2 separate regions of the Homo sapiens genome follow, and region 2 is linked to region 1. Evidence: chromatin contacts called from ENCODE Hi-C or POLR2A ChIA-PET data. All regions are on one chromosome and are shown on one strand. The core of a region is the stretch at or near the end of the contact, and the rest is flanking DNA. Distances in the headings are between cores, read along the strand shown. Region 1 holds the start of DDX39A (DExD-box helicase 39A). Region 2 holds the start of HACL2 (2-hydroxyacyl-CoA lyase 2).

Region 1 (2,876 bases), core at 1-2,500:
CTTTACCAAATTTTTAAAAATTAGCTGGGCATGATAGGTAACAAGAGTGACACCCTGAAGAAAGAAAGAAGAAAGTGGAGGGAAAGAGGGAGGAAGGATGATAGGAAAATAAATCTGCCAGGATCTAATAAAGCTTAGTGACCATGCCACCATGCCACTCCTAAGTATTTAAAAGAAATGAAAATTTATCTTCCCCAAAATACTCTTACAGTACAAGCTCTATTAACAGTGGCCAAAGACCGGAAACAATCAATTGGCCAAGAACAGGTGAGTGAAACTATATTGGCTACATTATAGTATAGCCACACAATGAAATACCACTCAGCAGTAAAAAATAACGAGCTGTTGATATCCCCACAACATGGACAACTCTCAAAAACACTTTGCTGCGGCCAGGCAGGGTGGCTCATGTAATCCCAGCACTTTGGGAGGCGGAGATGGGCAGATCACATGAGGCCAGGAGTTCGAGACCAGCCTGGCCAACATGGCGAAACCCCTCTCTACTAAAAATATGAAAATTAGCCAGGTGTGGTGGCGGGCGCCAGCAGTCCCAGCTACTCAGGAGGCTGAGGCAGGAGAATCGCTTGAACCCGAGAGGCGGAGGTTGTGGTGAGCAGAGATCGCGCCACTGCACTCCAGCCTAGGTGACAGAGCCAGACTCCGTCTCAAAAAAACAGCTTTGTTGAGCAAAAGTCAGACACAAAAGACAACCTATTGCATGCTTCTACTAACGTGAAAATCAAGGAGACAAAACTATCGTGGAGCGATAGAAATCCAAATACTGCAAAATGTTCTGTCCATTTGAGTCATTCCAAGCTCCCTATTCTTTTCAGAGCCTACACTGTGGAGGACCCCCAGGCCGCAGATTGATAGCAACTGGGACAGTTCTGGTTTCAGCGCCCAGCGCAGACGCCACTCTTCGAAAAGGTGGGGCACACGCCAAAACGCAATCATCCGGTCTTCAGTTATCAGTACTAAACATGGCGGCTCCCACCGAGCACCACACCCAGATCACGAGACCGCGCGCTGTCGGAGCCAGTCTGTCGGCTCACTGGGGCGCGCCTACTTTTAGATTGACCAATAAACGCGAGGCGTAAGGCACGCCCTCTTTCTTCCCGTCTCCGCCAATAATCTCCCGGTCCCTTCCACAGGACCCAATCACCGCTTCGGCCTCTCTTGAATGAAAAGGCAGCGGCCCAGTCAGCAGAGCAGCAGCCCGACGCAAGAGGCAGGAAGCGCAGCAACTCGTGTCTGAGCGCCCGGCGGAAAACCGAAGTTGGAAGTGTCTCTTAGCAGCGCGCGGAGAAGAACGGGGAGCCAGGTGAGCAGCGGATCCCGGGCGCGGGGCCGCGGTGTGGGGACGTCTGAACTGAGAGCGAGAGGACGAGGGGAGACGTTGGGATCTAAGGGGAGGGGGAGAAAGGGTCGCGAGACGGTGGGGGCGGGGCGGTTGGTGTGTCAGAGCGCTGTGTGTTGGCCGTTGGGCACCGGGGCGCATGCGCTAGGGGTGGGCCAGCCGTTGGCGCGCGGTGCTCGGGGCTCGGGGCCCGCTTCTCGGAGGGGCTGTCATGGCCTACGGCGCTCCGAGCCCCACTTGGAGTCTGTCAGTTCGTCCGAATAGACCCCGCGGCGGCCTGGGGCCATTTGGAGAGGGACGAGGGGGTGACGCCGGGGTCTGGGGCCTGGGTGGGAGAAGTTGGAGCTTTCAGTTGTCAGGGGTTTCTTTGGGTCCGAGGGACTTGATCCCTTTCCCAGTCTACCTTCTTCTTGGTCTACTTTTTACGGGATTCGGGATTCTGAGATTTAGAGCAAATAAGACTTTATTTTGGAAGGCCGGGCGCGGTGGCTCTTGTAATCTCAGTACTTTGGGAGAGACCAAGGAGGGCGGATCACTTGAGGTCAGGAGTTCGAGACCAGCCTGGCCAACATGGTGAAACCTCGTCTCTACTCAAAATACAAAAAAAAATCAGCCGAGCGTGGTGGCGAGCGCCTGTGGTCCCAGCTACTCGGGAGGCTGAGGCACGAGAATCGCTTGAACCCGGGAGGTGGAGGTTACAGTGAGCCGAGATCGCGACACTGCACTCCAGCCTGGGTGACAGAGCGAGATTCTGCCTCAAAAAAAACAGAATGAAAAAAAGATTTTCTTTTGGAAATAGGAGTCCCCAGGTGGGAATAAACTCCGGGGTGGAAAGCCTGCCTGGGGACACTTGAGGGTAACTGGGTACACGTGGCGTGTCTGGGTTGTGAGTTCCCCGCTGTCACCTTTCAAGTTCATGCGCTCCTGGCGCCTTAGCGGTCATGGCCACCCACTTTGGGCGGGGAAAACCCCGCCGGATCCTTTCCTGATCTAATCAGTTTTGAGCTTTAGATCCTGTCCAGCCCGGTTTCTCGAAAATTTTATCTTAGCAGATTCGGTTCACCCCAATTTATTTATCTCTCTCTCTCTTTTTTTTTTTTTTTTTTTTTTTTTGAGACAGAGCCTTGCTCTGTCGCCCAGGCTGGAGTGCAGTGACACTATCTCGGCTCACTGCAGCCTCCGTCTTCCGGGTTCAAGCAAGCACATCCGGCTAATTTTTGTATTTGTAGTAGAGACGGGGTTTCACCATGTTGCCCAGGCTTGTCTCTAATTCCCGACTTCAAGTGATCCGCCCGCTTCGCCTCCCAAAGTGCTGGGATTACAGGCATGAGCCACCACGCTGGGCCCCAATTTCTTTTTTTAAATTTATTTTTCTTGAGAAAGGGTCTCCCTCTGTCACCCAGGCTGGAATGCCATGGCGCCATCACTGGCAGCCTCGACCTCCTGGCTCAAGCGATCCTCCCGGCACAGCCTCCCAAGTAGCTGGGACTACAGGCCCATGCCACCACACCGGGCTAAT
Region 2 (2,876 bases), core at 260-2,759, 710 kb before region 1:
TTCCTCCCCTGCCCCACACCCACCCCCTTTTTTTTAGAGACAGGGTCTTGCTCTGTTGCCCCAGCTGGAGTGCAGTGGCACGATCACAGCTCACTGTAGACACAACCTCTTGGGTTCAAGCAATCCTCCCTTCTCAACCTCCCAAGCAAAAGGGATAACAAGCACGTGCCACCATACTCAGCTAATTTTTTTTCTTTTAAAAAAAATTTTTTTTAGACAGAGTCTTGCTCTGTTTCCCAGGCTGGAGTGCAATGGCGTGATCTCAGCTCACCGCAACCTCCACCTCCCGGGTTCAAGCGATTCTCCTGGCTAAGTTTGTTTGTTTGTTTGTTTTTTGGAGAGACTGGGTCTCACTTTTTGGCCCCGGTTGGTCTCAAATTCCTGGCCTCAAGCGATCCTCCTGTCTTGGCCTCCCAAAGTGCTGGGATTACACACATGGACCACCATGCCAGGCTTGTTTCCCTTTTTAAAAAAATCACTTGTCCTCTGTGTATATTTGTTTCAGGGACTGTTGAATAATCCAGCTTTCGGCTGAGAAGCTTTTTGGACATTTGCCTAGTGACAATCTTTCTTTATCTGGGGAGAGATTGGTCAGATAATTAGTCTTGGAGCATGTTAAAGCTTTGTCTCCCAAGAAAGAATTTACATCTATTACAACATCTTTCTCTCTCTCTGGAAAATTGTATCCTTGTTATTAAGACTTTTTTTTTCTTTTTTAGCTTTACAGAAAAGCTGCAAAGATAGCAAGATAATTTTTGTCTACTCTTTATCCAGCTTCCCTGAATGCTAACATCTTATATAACCATAATACATTTACTGAAACAAAAAGATTAACACTGGTTCATTACTACTAACTCAACTCCAAACTTTATTTGGATTTCACCAACTTTATCCACAAATTTGTCCTTTTTTTGATTCCTGGATCCAGTCCAGGGTACTATATTGAATTTAGTTGTCACAGCTCCTTTCCCTCCTCTAGTCTGTGGCAGTGCCTCAGTCTTTGTTTTTCATGACCTTGACAGTTTTGTAGAGGTCTGGTTAGGCATTTTGTAGAATGTGACTCAGTGTGAATTTCCTTTGCTTACTACTATACCTATTATACAAAAAATATACACATATATATATATACATGCACAAATATTTATTTATAGTGTGGAAAATATACATAACATAAAATTTACCATTTTTTAAGTATTATTATTATTTTGTGAGACATGGTCTTGCTCTGGTACGGCCCCGCTGGTGTGGAAAGCGAGCTGTGTTCGGAGGGCCTGAACCTACGGGCTTCCACCGTGGGGCCAATGGAAAGCTGCGGAAGGTGGGCCCCCAAAGGTCTGGGCTCCTGAAGCCGCTGAGGGGCGTGGCCTCCTGGTTTTAAAACATAAAATGGGTGTGAGGTCTGCAGTGCGAGCCAATGAAAGGCAAGGGGAGGCGGGGTCTATGAGGGAGGCGGCCAGTAGAGGCAAGGCTCTTTCGGGTGGCCCCGGAGCGGGGCTCCGACTGTGCGCATGCGCATCGGGCCGGACTACGGGGCGCCGCTGAGCCAAGTGGGCCACCCGGGCACGGCCACGCTCCCGGGTCACGTGACACGGAGGGGGCCGAATTCTGCTGGAGGCAGCGCCATATCCTGGAGGTGAAGGTGAATAGCGTCGGGGGTCGAGCTGGTGTGGGAGAACCACATCCTGATGCGATGTGACCTCGACCCAGCCTGGCCCGGGGTCGGGGATCAGGCTCGGGCCCGTGCGCTCTTTAAGGGAGAGGCGTGGGTTGCGTGGAGGGTCGCGCCCGCTAACCCGGGGGCGTGACCTCGTGCCTCTTGGTGACGTAACATGGGGCGGGCTCACTACTGGGGCTGAGATTTGGGGTCCGGTTGTGGAAAGAGAGGCGGGGCTTCCGCCTGTCCATTGACAAGTAGGTAAGTGGAAGATAACTGTGTGGTGCTGTCGTCGCCACCTTGACTTGTGGTGGCTAGTTTGGGTGGGAGTGGTGGTGATGTAAAGGACTGGGGCTAGCCCCGCGAGGGGCGTGACCTTGTCACGGAGAGGCATGGCTTCACCCCGAGCCTAGGCGCACAAAGGGCGTGGTCTGGCAGGGTTGGGGGCGTGGCCGCACAGAAACTGGCGGCAAGGGTCGTGGCCCTGGATCCTGCTGCGAGAAGGGGCGCGATTTCTTCCGGAGAGGTTCCCTGTCGCGCCCAAGTCTGGGAAGTGCCCTTTCTCTCTTAGGTACCACCTCATGGAGACCCCCGCGGCCGCCGCCCCCGCTGGGAGCTTATTCCCCTCCTTCCTGCTCCTGGCCTGCGGGACGCTGGTGGCCGCCTTGCTGGGCGCCGCTCACCGCCTGGGGCTCTTCTATCAGCTGCTGCACAAGGTGCGGGGCACAGAATGGGAGGTGGGCTGGGGGCAGTCAAAGAGGGAGGGGCCTCGTGGTGCTGCTTCCAGCTCACTCATTGTGCAGGGTGGGAAAGCGAGCCCCGACTAGTCCAGAGGGACTGGTAAGAGGTTCTGTCCAGGGCCCTGTCTCCATTGCCACGCTGTGTATGGAGGCCTGGACTTTGCCACTGGTAAGAGAGAACACGGAAGCTGCCGCTGCCGGGGCACTCGCACCCCACCTACCTCCTTCCCCAGTGACTCTTTTCACAGAACAGATGGACAGCACTCTGTGCTCCCTAACCTGGATGGGATAAATGGGGCAGAGGGCAGGCTCCAGCGAGGGGGTGGCAGTGACAGTTTCATAACAGTTGCCCTCTGCTGAGCTCAGTACTGTAGACTTTCTTACCTACCCCTTACCTTTTCCTTGAAAGTAGGTGCTGTTCTTTCTGTCTTCATTTTCTGCAAGAGGAAGCTGAGGCTCAGAGAGATTGTGTGGTGGTTTGC

What was found. A loop is a pair of places that touch in the nucleus more often than their neighbours do. ChIA-PET counts read pairs that join two places held with the same protein, here RNA polymerase II (POLR2A). Pooled maps may share reads with other maps.
Region 2: a pooled map shows a loop between it and region 1 (14-fold over the local background). The contact joins the promoter of HACL2 here to the promoter of DDX39A in region 1. A Hi-C loop is called at or near these places in 7 of 50 pooled maps. POLR2A ChIA-PET finds 5 or more read pairs at or near these places in 2 of 52 experiments (activated CD8-positive, alpha-beta T cell and activated T-cell).

What each region holds. Positions count from the first base shown.
Region 1 is chr19:14,417,715-14,420,590 of GRCh38, reverse strand. It overlaps DDX39A (DExD-box helicase 39A), which reads left to right and starts at 1,250. Exons shown (of 11, transcript NM_005804.4): 1 at 1,250-1,321. RefSeq lists a silencer at 1,421-1,520 and enhancers at 1,641-1,780, 2,191-2,250, 2,621-2,670.
Region 2 is chr19:15,124,419-15,127,294 of GRCh38, reverse strand. HACL2 (2-hydroxyacyl-CoA lyase 2) reads left to right here and starts at 1,509. Exons shown (of 16, transcript NM_006844.5): 1 at 1,509-1,639; 2 at 2,226-2,370. The coding sequence starts at 2,236. It overlaps ILVBL-AS1 (ILVBL antisense RNA 1), which reads right to left. Exons shown (of 3, transcript NR_186314.1): 2 at 2,790-2,831; 3 at 1,121-1,368. RefSeq lists silencers at 1,366-1,435, 2,006-2,055 and enhancers at 1,656-1,745, 1,240-2,003, 2,004-2,769.